Regions from separate parts of the Mus musculus genome. Here region 2 is linked to region 1. The links are chromatin contacts, found by POLR2A ChIA-PET in ENCODE. All regions are on one chromosome and are shown on one strand. The core of a region is the stretch at or near the end of the contact, and the rest is flanking DNA. Distances in the headings are between cores, read along the strand shown. Region 1 holds the start of Ccnt1 (cyclin T1). Region 2 holds the start of Ddx23 (DEAD box helicase 23).

Region 1 (7,151 bases), core at 468-2,967:
GACCAGGCTGGCATCAGAAGTAGAGATCTGCTCACCTCCCCATCCTGAGCAATGGGATTCAAGGTACGCACCACCACACCCTGCTTAGTTCTGATTCCTTCAGGAAATATTACATGACCTCTGAAGTATAAAACCTTTGAAACCATTTGATAGTCATCCACTGAAAATAAACCCCTGCCTTCCTTTGTACGGGTACCATTCCAACCTCCCCAAAACGTAAGAGTACTTATTCCCACAGACCTCAGCAACAGTCTGCATAGAAGTGACAATATGATGGCGGCAAGCTTAAACACACATTTAAAAGGTGCCGTAAACACAGACAGAAACTCAGAGAGGTTTGATCGTGCACTGACCAAATGCTTGGGAAACTGGATTTCAATAGGAGACAACTGGCAATAAAGAGAACACCTATACAACATACAACCTTCAGACTTAAAAACACTAGAGACCTAAACTCTGCACTTTTTTTTCTTTCTTGGAGACAGGGTCTTACATGGAAATTCTGGCCTGCTTCTACTTCTCCAAAGCTCAGATCAAAGGCACAGGACACCAGGCCTAGCCCTCAGCATCACTCTTAAATAAATGCTACATAAGTGGAAGTAAAATAAAAAAAAGAAAAAGAAAAAAAATATATATATATATGGACAACGGAAAGAACTTTAAAACTATTAGTTTTGCCACAAGACTGTATTTTCATAAGAAAAACTGGGAGGGGGGAAATCACTAAACTACATTACCTCTAAATTTTGAAACCTAATGAATAAACTATCACTAGTGCCCAAAGAAGCAAGGACTTAATATTCTGAAAACTACTTTAAGCATACCAACTTGTATATCCCCTCCCCCCAAACCTAAGTTGACATCTTTTTTTCCTCTTAAATTCCATGAAACAGCTACTAGAACGTTTGAATATCAAGCGTGGTGGCAGACATTGGGACATTTTGTTTTAAACGAGAATCTGACAGGTTAGCCAGCTAGTGAGAGAAACGGGCTTGGAACCAAAACTGGGGCAGCAATTCCAGACCACCTTCATAAGTCCTTTGCGTACAGAATTTCCCGAAACCCTTTTTATACACTTTGGGGAGGCAGAGTCGATAGCGAAACGTCCTAAACGGAGCCTTAGGTCACAGCAGAAAGAAGACTCTCAAAAGCCACTAAAACAGGGCAGAATCCAGAGGACGGGGGCTGGGAAGGAGCAGCGAAAACACAAAGACAGGAGAGGTACGAGTCGGCAGCCCGGCCGGTGGCACCGGTGAGCGAGCGGGAAATTGACTCCGCCTCACTTCCCTCGCGCGAACAGTGGCTCGGCCAGCGAGCGCCATTGTGGGTTCTCCCAACTTAGACGCCCAGCTCCTGCCACCACCCCACCCGCTTCTGTCCCCACCAGCGTCGCCGGCCCGGACGTCGAAGCATGGCCGGACGCACTCCGAGGCCGATGGCCTAGGCCGAAAGGATACACGTTCAGACGTTGTCCCATGTCCTGGAGGAGATTGGCCGCCTGCTGGCGGTAAGAGAGTTCTTTATCGGAGTCCACGCCAAAGCGACGCGACGGGCTGTTCTCCAGCTGCTCGCGAGTAAAATACCACCGCTTGTTGTTGTTCTTCCTCTCTCCCTCCATAGTGCTTCAACCAAGAGGCAGCGGCGGGGGCTGCGAGCACTTCCCAGCGTCACCGGAGCGGCGACACACATCCGCCGTGCCGAGACTACTGCGACGTGACGAACTTCCTCCAAGGGGCGACCACCGAGGTTGTGACACACTTCCGCCCAGAAAGCCGAAGATTCCAGCGCCGACTTCCGGAATGACCCCTCCGACACCCCGTAGACGAATCCACAGCCAGTCCGCGGCTAAGAACGGACCGGCGGCCGGGACGCAGGATCCGGTCGTGTGACCGCCAGGTGGGCGGGACTATCTGACGTCGTTCTTTAAAGGTCTCGTCTTTCCGCGCGAGAACTGCGGTAAGGGGGCCTCACCGGCGGGCCTCTAGTTAACGCTCGCTGCGCTTGGCTGGGTAGTTTCCGAGGACGTGCGTGATGGAGGCCCCTTTGTAACACCGGGCTTACGGAAAAAGTGGCAGGGGAAATAGGCGAGACTCTCAGAAAACCGAGAAAGGACGAGACAGTGAGTGGCCCTGCCCCGTGCAGAAACGCGAAAGCCACTAAAAGGTTCCTGGGTTCTTAGCTCCGGCATGGAGAACTCCGGCGCGTTTGGAAACCGCTCTCCTATTTTGTAGCAGCCTTTCCTCCCGTTTCACTGCGGCCAATCATCTGGAAGGAATAAAATCAACGCCACTGAGCTTCGTTTGAGTGTTTGGGGGGGGGGGGTAAAGGGGCCTTTTTTTAAAGATTTATTTATCTTCATTTATGTATATGAGTACTCTGTAGTGGTCTTTAGACAACAGAATTGGGCATCGGATCCCATTACAGATGGTTGTGAGACACCATGTGGTTGCTGAGAATTGAACTCAGGACCTCTGGAAGAGTAGTCAGTGCCCCTACCCGCTGAGCCATCTCTCCAGCCCCGGGTAAAGGGGTCTTTTTCTCTCTTTCCTTTCTTATTTTTGTCATCCCTGGAGCTCAGAGGGGCGTCGGGTTTTGCCCGAGTGCTGGGATTAAAGGCTTGCACCACCACCCCGCCACGCTCAAGGACACCACCGATCGTTTATCGTTTAGGTCTGGAGGCCTTTTTTCTTTTGCATTCTTTTCTCTTTGTCAGTGAAGGCGATAAGCTTGCAGGCTCAGATTCCAAACATCCAGTCAGGGAGGGCCCAAGGTTATGCAAGCTCCCCTGCGCGTCAGGTCAGTAGTTCTAGGAAACCCACCCCGTAGGGAAAGGTTATCAAGCGAAGGAGATCAGGAGATAATTTGTGTCCTGCATTGGGGAGGATTATCAGAAGAAGGAGATCAAGAGATAATTTGTGCTCTGGCCTCACTCCCAGGTCCACTTTGTGAGGTTGTAAAAAGCAAGCTGGGGCCGATGTCCGCCTCAGCCTCCTGGCTGCACCAGGGTGTCTCTGTCCCCGGGCCTCGGTCGCTGCCTTGAACTCGGTATTGATGTTCACACAATCCCAAACTCTAGATCTTTTGTTTACCAAGAGCCCACTGTATCCACCCACTAGCAAGGGGATTGGCAATCAATCTTGAAGATTTGGGGTCTATTTTTTTCGCCAGAAGTCCTCTGGGAAATGTGTCTGCATAAATGAGGGTCCCCTCGAGGTGGCTTAGCAGGTAGGAGAGGCTGCTGTCAACTCTGGTGTGAATTCAATCCCCGAGAACCCCCCCCCCCCATCATAGATCGAGGAGAACTGACTCTAGCCAGTTATCCCCTGACGACCTCAAGTGCCCCAAGGCTAAATAGTTTAGAAGCCCAAAAGTATCCTAGGATCTGCTCATGGATGAATCAAAACTGCCTCTACCATGTGGAAAGTTACCACCAGCACCATGTGGAAATTTTCTAAGTTCAAGGCCTCTGTTAAGTCGCAGCCCCGCTCCAGCTTTCCAACCTGAGCGGGATATTTACCTGGGATACATAACAAGAGCCAGGACTACATAGAGAGATCCTGTCTCCAAAAAAAATAAATTATATATATAAAAAAAGAAGTTCCCATGTTTTATGTATGTCACTGTCTCTTTTTTCAGTTTTTTCCTCTCATATACACCCCAACTGCAGTTTCTCCTCCCAGTCTTCCCCAGCCTCCCCTCTCCAAGATTCCTTCTTCAGGGAGTTTTTTTAATTTAAAAACTTGAGTGTATATACATGTGCTGTGCATACACAACATAGCTTTCACATGCCTCAGTGTAAGGCTAGACATCAGAGGATAATTCTAGAGCGTCCTTTCTACCACAGGACCATGTTTACCAAAGATTAAACATGGGTCATCAGGCTCAACTCAGACACCTTTACTCAACCGAGCCATCTCACACACCCTCAAAGCCTTTTGAGATAGGATTTTCACTGTAACAGCCCTAGCTGTCCTGCAGGCAGGCAGATCTCTGAGTTTGAGGACCAGCCTGGTCTACTTCATGAGTTCCAAGACACGGTAAAACCCTGTCTCAAAAGGGGAGGGCTTGGGAGGATGCTGATAGATAGGGAATGCCACCTGGCTACCGTACACAGCAGCTCACTACAGCTGTGCTTACCTGCACCAGTCAGGCCAGTGAAGAGTCCAGCAAGGACAGGACAGGGGTGATGGCTGCTGAGGGGAAAGTGACCACTGGCCAGTTGCCCATGACCCCACACCCATGTGCAGCTAGGCAGCACTAACTAGAGTCACTGAATAGGGAAAGGAGGCCATGCAGTTAGGAAGGACAAAATGGAGGGCATCTGGGGGAGATGGAAGAGGTGGGGGTGGATGCAGATGATCAAAATACATTGCACAAAGTTCTCAAAGGATGACAGCAGTTTTTTTAAAAGGTAATGAGCAAAAAAAGAAAAAACAAAAAATAAAAGGTAATGAGCCTGCAGGCCATCAGTGTTAGCTCACACTTTTAATCCAGGACTTGGGAGGCAGAGGCAGGTGGATCTCTTAGTTAAAGGCCAGTCTGGTCTACAGAGTGAATTCTTGGACAACCAGAGAAACCCTGTCTCCAAAAAAAAGAGAGAGAGAGAGAGAGAGAGAGAAAGTGTGTGTGTGTGTGCACTGCAATTTGAATGTAACGTAAATTAATTAAACAACTCGATAAGCCCGGCTGTGCTGGCACACACCTTTAGTCTCAGCACTCAGGAGGCAGAGAGATTGGTGGGTCTCTGTGAGTTTGAGACCATCCTAGTCTATATAACAAGTTTCAAGATAGCTAAGGCTACATAGAGAAACTCTGTCTTGAAAATAAAAGAAAAAGTAATGATCCTTGATACCTCAAGCTTCCTGGAATTATTTAGCTCACGCAGTTGCAGCTCCATGGAGAACCCACAAATCCTGTGCTCTACTGGACAAAGGAACTGCCAGTTACGGTAACGCTCCAAGCCTTTACCATGGTTACTAGAACCTGGAGCTCCAGTGTAGACATTCTAAAGAGAAGGGGATGCTGAGATGGCTTTCTTCAACTTATATCTACTAGGATATCAACATTACTTTCAGAGTAAAAAGAGAAACACAGCTCAAGAAACAAGTAAGGAGGACTCAGCACGGTGGGCAGAGGGCCATGCCTTTCCTAAGAGAGTCTTAGCCACTTCCGAGTCATTTCCTTTCTGAGCAGAGTTAGAGATGTTCTTTCATGACCAATTGTTAGCACAGTTAAGTTTGCACAGCAGGGACAGCCGCCACTCAGCTCCACTTCCTGTTACTTCATAGCATTATTAAGATACATAGTTTGAGCCAGCCAGCACTCAGGAGGCAGAGGCAGGTGGATCTCTGTGAGTTCGATTCCCAGCAACCACATGGTGGCTCACAACCACCCGTAATGGGATCCAATGCCCTCTTCTGGTGTGTCTGAAGACAGTGTCAGTGTACTCACATACATAAAGTAAATAAATCTTTTTTAAAACGTTGAAAGCATAAAGGTGGAGGAGAAAGGATCTCCGGTAGAACGGAACGGAAATGTAATGAAGGACAGACATTAAGTGTGGCAAGGCACTGAGCAAGGCATTGTGGGATGGGGAAGCGGAGCGGAGAAGTAAAAACCCAAGATTGAAGCATGGCAGACGGCTCGCTCCCCGGGTACGCACCCACTCTGGTCTTTCTAATTCCACCAAAGTTCTGTTTATCTCTCCATAAAAACCCTAGGAACCCTTAGTCTTGTATCAGCATCTCTTTCCGGCCCGCAAACCCCACCCACCACCACCGCACAAGGTCTCAGCATTATGTGATGAGACTATTCTTGCTTTCAAATGAAGAAGTCTTCTGTCCCCTCTAGTAGAAAGCACATCCTTTAGAAAACTCACAAACTGCCCGCACTCCAGGCCTGTAGTAGCCTCTCCTGGCTGCTTCAACCTACTTGCCCCTGGTCTATGGGACTACCTTACCAGAAACGAAGATGGGTAGCCTGAGGTGCCGCTACCCAGTTCATTTCTCACGACTACTGTTAAGGGCTGGAAATGTAGTTCATGGCATAGTAATCGCCAGACCAAGGCCCTAACACCCACTCAAAACTAAAATTTAAAAAATATATAAATAAAAGAAAACAAACAGAACTAGTGGACAAATGCTTGACACCAGCTCATTGGGACACAGCATTCAATCCTCCTCAGTTTCTTTCTTTTTTTAGAGATTTATTTATTTTATGTATGTGAATATATTCCCTTCTGACACACCATAAGATGACATTGGTTCCCATACAAATGGTTGTGAGTCTCCATGTGGTTGCTGGGACTTGAACTCAGGACCTCTGGAAGAGCAGTCAGTGCTCTTACCTGCTGAGCCATCTCTCCAGCTCCCTTAATTTCTTTGCAGCACACACATAGACTGCACTTTATAAAAACCTGGCTCCTGTACTGACTAGTTTTATGTCAACTTGACAGAAGCTAGAATCATCTGAAACGAGAGAACCTCCAATGCCTCCATTAAGATCCGCTGTAGGATATTTTCCTAATTGGTGACTGATGGGAGAGGGTCCAGCCCATGGAGGTCCTGGGTTCTATAAGAAACCAGGCTAAGCAAGCCAGGAGGAGCAAGCCAGTAAGCAGCACCCCTCCAGGGCCTCTGCAGCACCTCTTGCCTCCCAGTTCCTGCTCTGAGTCCATGTTCCTGACTTCCTTCAATGGTGAACTTTGATGTGGGTGTATAATGGCCAAATAAACCCTTCCCTTCCCAAGTTGCTTTGATCATGGTATCTCATCGCTGCAACAGTAACCTTAAGACTGTCTTCTATGGGGCTGGAGAGATGGCTCAGTGGTTAGGTCCTGAGTTCTATTCCCAGCAACCACATGATGGCTTACAACCATCTGTAATGGGATCTGATGCCCTCTTCTGGTGTGTGTCTGAAGGTAGCTATGGTGTACTTGTATAAATAATAAATAGATAATATTTTTTTAAAAAAAGACTATCTTCCATGAAATAATACAAAAGTATCCAGATAGCATCTGCTCACTCCAATTTACTCATTCTGCTGTTGTGACATCAGAACTTTGGTGACCTATACAGAATTTAAGGTTAAAGGCTGGACTTGAAATATATTACTCCTGCCTGCTGCTAACTTCCCCCTGCTCCGTGTTTATA
Region 2 (7,461 bases), core at 2,976-5,475, 95 kb after region 1:
CTCAAAACCAAAAAGTAACCAACACCATTTAAAACACAAGACACCAGCGGGGTGGAGAGTGGGGACATCCTTGTGGAGAAGGGTGGGGTGGGGGGATGAGGTATGGGATATGGAACACATGGAGGATGGACAGGGAATAAAATCTGGAGTGGGAAAAAAAAAAAAAAGAAACCACCAGAGGAGAAACAAAATATTTTACTCTGATTTAAAGAAATGCACTCTAGGGGCTGGGGAGCCGGCCTGGTCTATAAGGTGTCCGTCCACTGCACAAGCATGAAGGCCACAGCCTGGACCCCGGTGCCCATGTGAGGAACCCAGTGTAGTGCATGCACCTGCAGCCTCAGTGCAGCCTGGCCACAGATGGTCCCTGAAGCCCAGTGGCCAGCCTGGCCAAGTTGCTCTGGGTTCAGTAAAACCTTTGTTTTAAAAGGTAATGCAGAGGGCCACTGCGGTGGATATGTGGGTGAAGGTGCTCGATACCCAGTCTGACAAGCTAAGTCTGATTCCCAGAACTTAAGGGGTGGAAGGAAGAACTGACTCCAAAAACTCATCCTTTGACCTCTACATGTGCACTGTGGCAAATGAGTGAGTGTACACACACAACATATGGTAGACAGTGCCCTCTGATGACAACTTCTGAACTACACACACACACACACACACACACACACACACACACACACAGTACCTCTAGTTAAGCAATGGGAAAAATGTGAAGGGTGCATAAGACCTCCAAGCACATTCTTTTCTTTTCTTTTTTTTCTTTTGGTTTTTCGAGACAGGGTTTCTCTGTGTAGCCCTGGCTGTCCTGGAACTCACTTTGTAGACCAGGCTGGCCTTGAACTCAGAAATCCACCTGCCTCTGCCTCCCAAGTGCTGGGATTAAAGGCGTGTGCCACCACTGCCGGGCAAGCACATTCTTTTCAATGGCCTGGGAAAGGACAATTATTTCAACATAACAACACATCAAGCAAGGGAAAGTGTCTCAACTAGAAGTTCCAGAGGTGACTGACAGACAGGCTGACAAATCTCTCCTCAGGTCCCACAGCCTGGTGGTCTGTCTTCTTCAGGCAGACGGGGCTATCTACTGTCTACTGTTCTGAGAGGTCTGAGCAGGAGTCTGATCTATTCCCCTCCCCCCTGGGGGTACACTGCACAGCATACCACACTGCCAACTGTTCTTTTTTTTTTTTTAAAGATTTATTTATTATTATGCATAAGTACACTGTAGCTGTCTTCTGACACACCAGAAGAGAGCATCAGATCTCACTACAGGTGGTTGTGAGCCACATGTGGTTGCTGGGATTTGAACTCAGGACCTTCGGAAGAGCAGTCACTGCTCTTACCCGCTGAGCCATCTCACCAGCCCCCTGGCAACTGTTCTTGAACTACAAAAACTAGTAATTATTTTATTCGCAGGTGACTGGGCTAGAGTATTGGTGTCCTAAGCATTTTGAGGCAATCCTTCTATCCAGTGCCAGTGACTGCCATATTGCCTAAGAAGGGAAAATGTTGGGCTGGAGAGATGGCTCAGCGGATAAGAGCACTGACTGCTCTTCCAAAGGTCCTGAGTTCAAATCCCAGCAACCACATGGTGGCTCACAACCATCCGTAATGTGATCTGACTCCCTCTTCTGGTGTGTCTGAAGACAGCTACAGTGTACTTACATATAATAAATAAATAAATCTTTAAAAAAAAAAAAAGAAGGGAAAATGTTAAGAATGAAAAAACAAAATGAACAAATAGCGTTTTCTGAAGGCTAAGATGACCTAGTTTTATCTCACAATTAACTAAAAAAAGTGAGAGACTGGTCTAAGTCAGTCTATCATGCATTTCACAGTATGTCTCTCCTACAGCCCTAGGAAAACAGCCCATCCTTGGGTTGTTTGGTTGTTTTTTTTGTTTTTGGAACACCACCTTTCTATGGTGGCACTTGGCTGGCCTGGAACTCACTATGTAGACCAGGGTGGCCTCAAATTCACAGAGATCTGCCTTGATCTGCTTTTAATCCCAAGTGCTGAACACCGTCTAGTGCCAGGAGCTGTTCTGGGTCCTGGAGACGACACCGTAACTAACACAAACTCGCTGACTTCATGAAGCATGAGTCCAGTGTAACACTGTTTCAGCTACTCAGAGTGAGCTCCAAACAGGGAAGGAAACGGAGTAACATGATATGGAGAGATGAAGAAGAGGCTCTTGGGGAAGACGTCTTAGGTTGACATTTACACTGAGAGCTGACAGTGGAAGAAACAGCCATGGGATGATCAGGAAAGAGAGCTTACAGATGGAGCTGGCAAGCACTGAGGGAACAACCAGCTCTGCACGTCGCTCTCCAGAGACTGTGGCTAAGGGGTACAGACCCGCACTTGGGAGGCAGAGGCAGGCGAATTTCTGAGTTCGAGCCCAGCCTGGTCTACAGCGTGAGTTCCAGGACAGCCAGGGCTGCACAGAGAAACCCTGTCTCGACCCCCCCCCATCTTCCCCCCCCAAAAAAGACAAGGTCAGGGGCTTGGAGAGATTGGTCAGTGGTTAAGAGCACTGGCTGATCTACCAGAGGACCTGAGTTTGGTCCCCAGCATCCACATGATGGCTGGCAAGCAAGCACCTGCAATCCCAGGGGATCCTGACGCCTTGCTGTGACCTCCTCAAACACTAGGCACTCAAGTGGTGCACAGACATAAACACATGAAAAACACCCATACATACCACCACCACCCCAAAAAACACAAGAATGAGGAGAAGTCAAATCATGAAATTGTTAGAAACCAGGGCAAAGGTGCTTGGATTTCAACTTAAAACCAAGAGTAGGAACTAGAGATTTGGGGGGGAAGTGGAAGTTACTGGTGACTTTCACTACAGCTGTAGGGAAAAAAAGGAAAAGGAAAACAAAATAAAGACAGGGGGCTGGGGAGATGGCTCAGCGGTTAAGAGCACTGACTGCTGTTCCAGAGGTCCTGAGTTCAAATCCCAGCAACCACATGGTGGCTCACAATCATCTGTGATGGGATATGATGCTCTCTTCTGGTGTGTCTGAAGAGAGCTATAATGTACTCAATCCACTAAATAAGTAGATTTTAAATAAGAAAAAGAAAGAAAGAAAATAAAGAAGACACTAAGCTTGAATGGCGTTTGTCTGGGACAGAATGAGAACTGTCAATAGAAGCAAAATACACTGTTAGGGGCCCGTGCAAAGGCATGTGACTCTCAACGTCATCTCAACGAGAACATTTGGAGAACTTTAAGCAGAGTATAATACGACCAAAAATTACATTTGAAAAGAATTACTCTGGTGACTTACAAGGAAATATGTAGACTTGGTTTTTGTTTTTTTTTTTTAATTACAGAAAATGCTTAATAGTCTACAAGTGTAATCATAGCACTAGGAAGGTGAAGGCAGTACTGAGCGTCCAAAGACAAAATGGACTAGGCTGCATACTGAATTCAAGGCCAGCTTAAGCTCCAAAAGACCCGGGCTCCAAAAGACCCTGGCCGTGCTTCCCAGTTCTCTGTAGGGCAAAGGCCAATTGTTTTCATTTAATTGTTCATCAAGCGCTACTATATATGCAACATTCAGCTGTAGGCCCCGTGGAAACTACAAAATGAAATTCTGTCCACAGGAAGCAGCAGATGGCACAAGACACGCCAAGATAAGAACGTTCAGGCGAAGAATCCAAAGTTGCCGGTCCTTTCCATTCGTAAAGAGGATATGGAAGGGCCCACAGAGGAAGTGGCTCGTTTTAAAGTACGAGTAGAATTTGAAGATGTGCAACTGTGGGTTAGGGTTAGAACTAATCTCCGGCCGAAGCACTAGTTGGCAACCCCGAGCCGGAAGGCATGGGGTGGGTTCTGGGAGCACATTAGAGTTCCTGTCTGGCCGAAGTAAGGAAACAAGAATTAAGTCAGACTGACGTATAACAAGGGCGATGTCCACGGGCCAAAGTCTAGGCTCATAATACAGTCCTGGAAGTGGCCTGTGCCCTGGGCAGCCAACACTGCTCCCGGGGCCCGCGCCCCTTTCACTCTTGCCCGCCGGAGCTGCCCTGGCTCGTGCCCCTTCCCTGAGGCGTTCTTCCCCTTCCGGGCTGAGGCTACGGCTATCTTCCCGCTCCTCACCCACTCTCCAAACTCGTGGGAGCCGCCTCCACCGCCAAGACTCACCACCCCGCGCCTGAACCGCCTAACGCGGCCTCAACGTCGCCGAACAGTCGCCATCTTTCGCGTTTCCAGATCACGGAGGAGCACCCAGGCCGCGCGGCAAGCCGGGAAAGGGAGTTCCTGGGCCTGCACCACGCGAGCTGACGAATAGGCCCTGAAAACTACCAATCCCAGAATGCACGGCGCGAGGGCCGGCCAGGCCGTAAGGTCTTCTGGGTAATGTGGTTTGCCAAAGGTTCGGTGTTTGTAGGAGAAAGAATTTTCCAAGTGTTGTCTTTCTACTTACAAGGTTCTTCCGCAGCAGTCTTTCTGGAATCTTCTAGTAGGTATTGCAGTTGATTTCAGTCAAAGCTGGCAGCTTTCAGCGAGAAAGTTTATACGGTAACAAATAATTTGCTTTTTTTTTTTTTTTTAAAGATTTATTTATTCATTATATGTAAGTACACTGTAGCTGTCTTCAGACACACCAGGGAGTCAGATCTCATTACGGATGGTTGTGAGCCACCATGTGGTTGCTGGGATTTGAACTCTGGACCTTTGGAAGAGCAGTCGGGTGCTCTTACCCACTGAGCCATCTCGCCAGCCCCCCCCCTTTTTTTTTGAAAAGTGTTTTTTATAAAAATTGTGAGAGAGATTATTGCCTCCGTGGATGAATGGAAGATAATGAACTAAAGATTAGTTCACTGGAGTAGCTTAGTACTTCACAATGAAGGTAGTACAGTTTTCACAGTAGAACTACTCCAGTCACAGGAGTAACCTTGGGGCCCCGGCAGGATGAATGCCTGAACAACCCCAGGGTACCCACTGTCCCCCTACTCCCAATAAATAATAAACTAACATTTCAGAGGTTTCCCTGGAAGGACTTCCCCCTCAAGTATCTTACTATTTATTCAACATTCCTCATGGGACCTTGCTTCCTCGTTTCCCTGGTCTTCAGGAACTGCCCACTTGGGCTACTTGTTATTGTTGATGTCTTCCTTCAGGTTCTCCATACATCAGTCCACCGAATTTTTCTTCTAGTCGTAGACCCACTTCCTTTCTCTTGGGTTCAAACAGTACCGTCAGCACCCGCTGAAACAGAATACAACATTGTGCGAGGTAGGATGGTTGAGATTAACCAGGGTACCCACTGCCTCCTTTTACATTTTCCATCCTCGGGTTTGCTTTAATCCCACATAGTTGTTGGTCTTTCTACTTTAAATTTATTCTATTTTTATCTGCATTGGTGTTTTACCTACATGCATGTCTGTGTGAGGGTGTCAGATCCCCTGGAGCTGAAGTTATAGACAGTTGTGAACTGCCCTATGGATGCCGGGAATATGAACCTGGGTCCTCTGGAAGAAAAACCAGTGCTCTTATCCACGGAGTCATCTATCTCTCTAGCCCCAGGTCTGGTTTTTCACTCTGGGTATTTTTTCAGTTCTCAAACAGGGTCTCAGAATACACCCTAACTAAAAAACTCAGCTACGCTGACAGTGGCTCAATGTCCTATAAGGAGACTTTTGGAGAGCTCTTGTAGCCTCTGATATTGCAAATTCTAGTGCAGGGAGGACTTGGTCAGTCTGAATCTACTGGGTATAATGAACACTAGAGGGCTCTCCACTCTCAGAATTAAACCCTAACACCACCACCCCCCCTTTTAAAGAAAATAAAAAATAAAAAGGAAAGAAAGAATTTTTTTTTTTTTTTGTGGTTTTTCGAGACAGGGTTTCTCTGTATATCCCTGGCTGTACTAGAACTCACTTTGTAGACCAGGCTGGCCTCGAACTCAGAAATCTGCCTGCTTCTGCCTCCCTAGTGCTGGGATCAAAGGCGTGCGCCACCACGCCCGGCAGAAAGAAAATTTTAAAAAAAGAAGAAAAAAATTCACACACAAACCAAAAACTTGACTGACCAAGGATTGGTTGGAACTTTTAAAACCTTCCGTTATTGTTTGACAGTCTTCCAAGTGTCTGGCTCCAGGCTTGACACTTAGGCTAAGGCTTCTTGTGTTAGTCATCATAAAACTATGAACTGCGCATGACCTTAGTGATAAGGAAAGTATAGCTCACTACATCTCCATTCCAAGTCCACAAAGTTGAAGAACAGAAGGGGATCTGAAGCCCAGGGGTTCACTTGATCTCTGAGACCTTACCTTTCCTTATTTCAAAATACTATTCTGTATACACATACACAATTATTGATTATTTAGATTTATTTATTTTGGTTGTATGTGTATGATTTGTTGTTTTTTTTCCTTTTTTTTTTTTGTCTGTATGTATATATGTGAACCATATGGAGTTTCGGACATAAGGAAGCCAGAAGAGGGTGTCAGGTCCCCTGTAACTGGAGTCACAGAGAGTTGTGTGCTGCCATGTGGGTGCTGGGAATCAAACCCAGACCCTCTGGAAGAGCAGCCAGTGCTCATAACTACGGAGCCATCTCTCCAAGTCCTAAATGAACACTTTTTTAAAAGAGTAAATTGAGGGGCCGGGGAGATGGCTCAGCAGTTATGAGCACTGACTGCTCTTCTGAAGGTCCTGAGTTCAAGTCCCAGCATCCACATGGTGGCTCACAACCATCTGTAATGAGATCTGACGCCCTCTTCTGGTGTGTCTGAAGACAGCTACAGTGTACTTACACTTAATAAATAAATAAATCTTTTTTTTTTTTTAAAGAGTAAATTGAGACTCAGAAAGTTGAAAAGGCTTGTCTGAGTTCACAGTGGCCCTCTCCTAGTGCTTTGTCTGAGTTCACAGTGGCCCTCTCCTAGTGCTTTGTCTGAGTTCACAGTGGCCCTCTCCTAGTGCTTTGTCTGAGTTCACAGTGGCCCTCTCCTAGTGCTTTGTCTGAGTTCACAGTGGCCCTCTCCTAGTGCTTTGTCTGAGTTCACAGTGGCACTCTCCTAGTACTTTGTACTTCTCAGGACACAGCTAAGAAAGATACCAATCTGCAAGATTGATTTTGCTTTTCTAGCTCTCTTACAAATTATTCTTGTGACTATTGTTGCTGTGTTTGTGTTGGGTGTTATGTGTATTGTGCGTTCATGTGTATAGGCACAGGCTTGCCACACACATGGAGATCACATGATAACCCACAGTCTCAGTCCTTGGCTGTCTGTCATCTTGTTTCCACCTTCCATCACACTGTGAAGGTGCTGCGATTATGGACATGTAGCAAGGCAGCTTTATGTGGGTTCAGGGATTTGAACTCAGAAACTCATGTGTGCAAGGCAAGCACTTTAACCACTGAGCCACTCTCTAGCCCTCAAGATTATATTTAGTAAGGATCAAGGCCAGTTTCCTATTTAGCAACATGGCTAAAAA

The links. ChIA-PET counts read pairs that join two places held with the same protein, here RNA polymerase II (POLR2A).
Region 2: POLR2A ChIA-PET joins it to region 1 with 11 read pairs in Patski. The contact joins the promoter of Ddx23 here to the promoter of Ccnt1 in region 1. POLR2A ChIA-PET finds 5 or more read pairs at or near these places in 2 of 5 experiments (Patski and embryonic stem cell).

Annotation. Positions count from the first base shown.
Region 1 is chr15:98,566,019-98,573,169 of GRCm38, forward strand. It overlaps Ccnt1 (cyclin T1), which reads right to left and starts at 1,718. Exons shown (of 9, transcript NM_009833.2): 1 at 1,458-1,718. The coding sequence starts at 1,618. It overlaps 9330020H09Rik (RIKEN cDNA 9330020H09 gene), which reads left to right and starts at 1,306. Exons shown (of 2, transcript NR_028442.1): 1 at 1,306-1,507; 2 at 1,621-4,846. It overlaps 4930415O20Rik (RIKEN cDNA 4930415O20 gene), which reads left to right and starts at 4,986. Exons shown (of 4, transcript NM_001201322.1): 1 at 4,986-5,106. The coding sequence starts at 5,028.
Region 2 is chr15:98,658,664-98,666,124 of GRCm38, forward strand. It overlaps Ddx23 (DEAD box helicase 23), which reads right to left and starts at 4,226. Exons shown (of 17, transcript NM_001080981.1): 1 at 4,160-4,226.